Regions from separate parts of the Homo sapiens genome. Here region 1 is linked to region 2. Evidence: chromatin contacts called from ENCODE Hi-C or POLR2A ChIA-PET data. All regions are on one chromosome and are shown on one strand. The core of a region is the stretch at or near the end of the contact, and the rest is flanking DNA. Distances in the headings are between cores, read along the strand shown. Region 1 holds the start of ZNF337 (zinc finger protein 337). Region 2 overlaps NINL (ninein like).

The links. Hi-C counts contacts between places; a loop is a spot of excess contacts on that map. ChIA-PET counts read pairs that join two places held with the same protein, here RNA polymerase II (POLR2A). Pooled maps may share reads with other maps.
Region 1: a map of dorsolateral prefrontal cortex shows a loop between it and region 2 (1.9-fold over the local background). The contact joins the promoter of ZNF337 here to the enhancer-like site in region 2. A Hi-C loop is called at or near these places in 6 of 168 maps with a recorded cell type or tissue (HCT116, aorta, ascending aorta and 3 more) and 9 of 50 pooled maps. POLR2A ChIA-PET finds 5 or more read pairs at or near these places in 1 of 52 experiments (HEK293).

Annotation. Positions count from the first base shown.
Region 1 is chr20:25,695,410-25,698,109 of GRCh38, forward strand. It overlaps ZNF337 (zinc finger protein 337), which reads right to left and starts at 1,444. Exons shown (of 5, transcript NM_015655.4): 1 at 1,350-1,444. LOC107985400 (a long non-coding RNA gene) reads left to right here and starts at 1,632. Exons shown (of 2, transcript XR_007067557.1): 1 at 1,632-1,754. RefSeq lists an enhancer at 848-957.
Region 2 is chr20:25,530,986-25,533,685 of GRCh38, forward strand. All of the region lies in intron 1 of NINL (ninein like), which reads right to left. Among named protein-coding and RNA genes, the nearest start is that of NINL, 53 kb to the right of the region's middle. RefSeq lists an enhancer at 1,578-2,578. Within about 2 kb of position 1,391, at least 3 of the 41 ENCODE cell types and tissues checked have a DNase peak (open chromatin) inside an H3K27ac peak, as active enhancers do; they include ascending aorta and dorsolateral prefrontal cortex, where a contact is called at or near this core.

The DNA of each region.
Region 1 (2,700 bases), core at 194-2,693, 160 kb after region 2:
TGATTCCAGTCTTCAGGCAGTAGCTTAAGTCTCTCAACCAACTGTCCACTAAAGAATCCCTAAGTGCCCCCATGAGGTGTAAACCCTTTGGAGATATACCAGCTTTTTGGGAGGAACCCGTGTATATCTTTCTCTTATTGATTTATGATTTTCTTTTTGGAGGCAGGATCTCGCTGTGTTACCCAGGCTAGCGTGCAGTGCAGCCAACATAGCTGGTTACAGCCTCCACCTCCTGGACTCAACTGACTGGGCCTCCCAAGTAGCTGAGGCCACAGGCATGGGACACCACGCCCCGCTAATTTTTTTATTTTTCTAATTTCATGTAGAGACAGGGTCTTGCTGTGCTGCCCAGGCTGCTCTGGAACTCCTGGCCTCCCAAAGTGCTGGGACTACAGGCATGAGCCACACTGCTCAGCCTGATTTATGACTTTACCTGAAATTCCTGTCTCCCTGAATTGTATAAAATTAACCTGCAAGCCTGACCATCTCGGGCACTTTCACAGGACCTCTTGAGGCTGAATAACCTGGGCCACAGTCACTCATACTGACTAGGAATAAACCTTTTTAAATATATTTTGGCAGAACCCGGATTTTGCCGTCATTAGCAAGGCCCCAGGGAAGAGGCCACCTGGGTCCCCACAGCCACCTCACCTCCCGCGGACGCTGCCCCACGCAGATCCCCCCCCCCCCCCACCAAAACACGTCTAGACGTGCCCGTGCGAGGACATTTGGTCCCGGCCTACACTCCTATCCGCGGAAGATCGTCCCAAGGCGGGGTGCTCCCAACCCAAAGCAGCGGCCCTTCCCCAAAACACGCGGGCGAAGTCCTCCCCTGTCCCGCCTCCCACAATAAAGTCTGGAGCATCAGAGTCGGAGGGAACCCGAGTCGGACCTAGCCCATCCGTCTCATGGCTGTAACCCCCACCCCACCAGTGGACCCTGGCTGTGGCCGAGTCCCCCTCCACCTCCGGCCAAAAGACCCCCGTGGCAGCTCGCTAGGCCGCTGGCCCGTCCCCACCCGAGGAGCGGCGACCCTGGCACAAGAGGACCTGGGTTGCTCGGCGCCCCTGTGAAATCCGGGCTGTTCACCGCCCGAGCCGCCACTACACGCAACCGGGAACGGAGACTGAGTGGCGGCCCAGACCCGGGGCGCTCGGCAAGCCGCAGCCCCACCGCCCACTTCAAGGCGCGGCCTGGGTCTCCGCCCCTCCCCAGAACGCGGAGACGCCGGGCCTGGAGGAGCGCGCGCTACGGCCCCAGCAGCGCCCTCACGTCCCAGGCCTTCCCGGCCCTTCTTCCTGCGCCGGAAGGGCGCGCTGCAGAGAGGGACCCGCAGGAGCGCAGCTCACCGGGGCGGCTGAGGGCGAACCGAGGCGGTGAGGTCACCGATGGTGGACCACGCATCTCACGGCTCGCTGACGCCCAGGGATCTGGAACGCTCTGCGCCGCCCGGGACTACACTACCCAGAATCCTCAGCGCGGCCGGGACTACGCTACCCAGCATCCTCGGCGCGGCCCGGAGGCTATGCGACCCTGCGCGTCGCATCCCCTCGGTGGACTACACTCCCCAGAGTCCTCGGGAGTCGTCCAGGTACACGCCCCAGAATATTGGTCATAGCGGTCCACCCGGGACTGCGCGACCCGGAATCCTTGGAAGGACTTCTCGGAAGGACTCCTCTCTGACAGGTGGGGCGAGCCTATGGTCGTTTGGACGTGGAGGGATCCTTTCAGAACCGGCGATTTCTTTTATTTAGGTAGCCCTATACATACATTAAGCATATTTTCCCATTTCTATGATATAGGTAAATAATTTTCCCACTGTCTTTTGATTATGGGTATGTCTTTTTTTTTTCTTTTGTTTCTTTTTTTTGCTATGTAGTACTTTTGATCTCTGATTTTCCTACGGATTTTGTGGTTTTATCATTCACATTTAGATCTCTCAATGGTTTAATTTTTCTCCAGGTACACACTGTAAATATACAATTATTTTTAAAATTTTCTAATATTTTATTAATTTCCCATTAAATTTATTAAAAATATAGTCTTTTACCAAATAATTTAAGGTTTCAGCTACATAATTCAGTATACTCAATTTACATTTGCATTTCAATTTCTAATTGTTCCCCCATTTATCTAATTATGCATCAATGCCAGAATTCTTTCATTATGTAGGGTGTATAATATGCTGATATCTTTTGTGGCTTGCCAAACCACGTAGACTTTATATTTCAGGCCTTTACTAGGTATACTTGCTGTTTGCTTTTTCTCTTTTGGTTTTTAAATTTTTAATTATTCTGGATAAATATTAGTTGTACATATTTATAGGGTACATGTTATGTTTTGATACAGGCATACAGTGTTTAATGGTCAAATGAGGGTGATTGGGGTATCCATCCCCTCAAGCATTTAGCATTTCTTTGTTTTAGGAAGTTTCCAATTCTCTCTTATTTTTAAATATATAGTAAAATTGTTCTTAACTATAGTCACTGTATAGTGCTACCAACTACTAGATCTTATTCATTCTAACTGTATTTTTGTATCGATTAACAAGTCCCTCTTTATCTCCTCTACCCACCATCCTTCCCAGCCTCTGTTAACTATCTCATTCTACTCTCCATCTCCATGAGTTCACGTTTTTAGCCCCACAAATGAGTGAGCACATGTGATATTTGTCATGCTGTGCCTCATTTCGCTTAACAT
Region 2 (2,700 bases), core at 141-2,640:
GAGCGCTACGGGAGACTGGAGCTTATTTCATCCCTACAGCTCAGCCACAAAAGACGGCTGCACTCAAGGGGGCCATTTTAGAGGCCCACCCTCAGGGACGCATTCTCTTTCTCAGGGATGTTCCTTGCTGAGAAAAAGAATTCAGCGATATTTCTCCCATTTGCTTTTGAAAGAAGAGAAATATGGCTCTGTTCTGCCCAGCTCACAGGTGGTCAGAGTTTAAGGTTATCTCTCTTGTTCCCTGAACATTGCTGTTATCCTGTTCTTTTTTCACGGTGCCCAGATTTCATATTGTTCAAACACACATGCTCTACAAACAATTTGTGCAGTTAATGCAATCATCACAGGGTCCTGAGGCGACATACACCCTCCTCAGCTTACGAAAATGATGATGAGATTAAGAGATTAAAGTAAAGACAGGCATAGGAAATCACAAGGGTATTGACTGGGGAAGTGATAAGTGTCCATGAAATCTTCACAATTTATGTTCAGAGATTACAGTAAAGACAGGCGTAAGAAATTATAAAAGTATTAATTTGGGGATCTAATAAATGTCCATGAAATCTTCACAATTTATGTTCTTCCACCATGACTTCAGCCGGTCCCTCCGTTTGGGGTCCCTGACTTCCCGCAACAGGGGAGAAGACAAAACCTCCTGCATCGAACATCCCTGCTCCTTCCTCTTCGTGAGCTCTGAAAGGTATGAACCAACCACTGTTTCCTCCTGACCATGCCCCAAAAGCTGTGCCTTTGGGAAGGTCCAGGAGGGCTTCCCAGACAGCGAGGCTTGGAGGAAACGCGGCTGAGCTGTTTTCCCAATGTCAGAGGGTAAAAAAGGGATCTCTTCATCTCCCGGCTGTGGGCAAGTCCTGCACCTAAGCCAGCTGGGGGTGCCTGGCCTTGGCTCTCAGCTCTCCCTACACCACAGCTATTTTTACTACACAGGGGAAGGCACAAAATGGGGACTCAAAGTTCTTTCTCAGGGGCATCTTTCCCTTTCTAAACAAGATGGGGAAAGTCTCTAACTGGGGCCTGCAGAGCCCTGGCTGCCCTTAGAAGGACAGCTCTGTGTGTGGCCAGGCCTGGCCCACGACACTGCAAACCCTCTGTGGAACTAAGAGAGGCACAAAAAAGGAAAGACCCTGCCATGGCTGGGACTGCAGGGGCAGCAAGGCTGGAGAATGAGCTCCTTCCCTGCCACTCACAGCAGCTGGGCCTACCAGTCCCTTCCATGCGTGGGGCTCTCAGGAGGCCCCAGCCACACCGCTTCCCTTCCTCCCAGAGCCCCAGATTCACGTTTTCGAGGCTGGGCTAGGATTTCCAGAAGAGGGAAGGAGCTTCAATTCCCGTATGACTACGAATAAAGCATCCACAGGAGGGCTGGCCAGCAGGGCTGGCGTCTGGCAAACAGCGGTCCCCTCTGGCCCTGTCTTTGCAGGCTCATGGCATAGGCAGTAGGGGGAGCCCACCCATCTGACCAGCCAGCCCCCAAGGGGATCTGCAGCTCTGCTCCACTGTCCCCATGTGAGCAGGGAAATACAGGCAGCCCCCACCACTTCTCAAGGCTGCACTGAGCCTTCTCAAAGCCCATGGCTGAGTTACTGAGCATTCAGAGCCGCTCCTCTCCTCTCCTCTCCCTAACTCCTGCGTCTCAGACTCTGCCCAGAGAGCAGCTGCTTCACCTATTGGTGAGTCAGGTGCGGGCAAGCAGGTGAGTCAGACACAGCAGGTCTACAAGCCAGTCAAAGACCTTTCTGTGACAATTTGCCAGCATATGGCCTAACCCCTATCCAAGACAATATCCAGCCACATTTTCAAAATAAAGGAAACGAGGAGGTACTGTCTCCTCCCATACACCCGATAGAACCTGTCCTCCCCTCACCCCAGGAAGAGGGGCAAAGCGTCTTTCCGTAACCTCTCAAATACCCCATGACCAACCTTAGCAAATGGAGGCAGTTGGAAACCCTGGCCAGGAAGGCTTAGAAAAACTCCAAGGCTCCACAGAAGACTGCATTCACCTGGAAAGCGGCCCGGCTCAGCCACATAGGAACCCCGCTGCAGAGAGGCTGGCCGCTTCAAGTGGCTGCCCTGGGATCCAAGAGCCCCAGAACACAGCCCAGGCAACACGACAGCAGACAAACCATGAACCCCGCAGAACTGTGGAGGGTCTCAGAAGCAGTGGAGCAGCCTGAAGATGGGGCTTAGAATTCCAATGTTCACACACACTCCAATCCCTGGAGTCTGGAGCCGATGATGCCAGGCGGATGTGGGAGAGGAGAATAATGAAGGGGCTGAGCCCAAAACACACACACGCGCACACAGAAAAATTGCACTACCCAGAGAAGGAAAGAGGAAAGCCATTTCAGCCAGGAAACAAAACAGACTGCTGGGCAAAAAGAACGATCCGAGACCAAGGGAAGTTTCCTGGACACTGACATGTTACAGTGGCAAAACAAACGTCAACAGCAGAATCGGAAGACAAGGAAAGCTCCTATAAAGTGTATCTAAACAATAAAGATAAAAAATGAGAGAGAAAAAAAGGGAAATTAAAAATCAATTCCATACAGTAGTCAAATCAGTGTGGTCTCAGCACAGGCAGACATAGACCCATGGAACAGAATACAGACCCCAGAAATCAACCCCCATGCATACAAATGATCTTCAACAAGGGTGTCAAGACCACAAAACGGGAAAAAGACT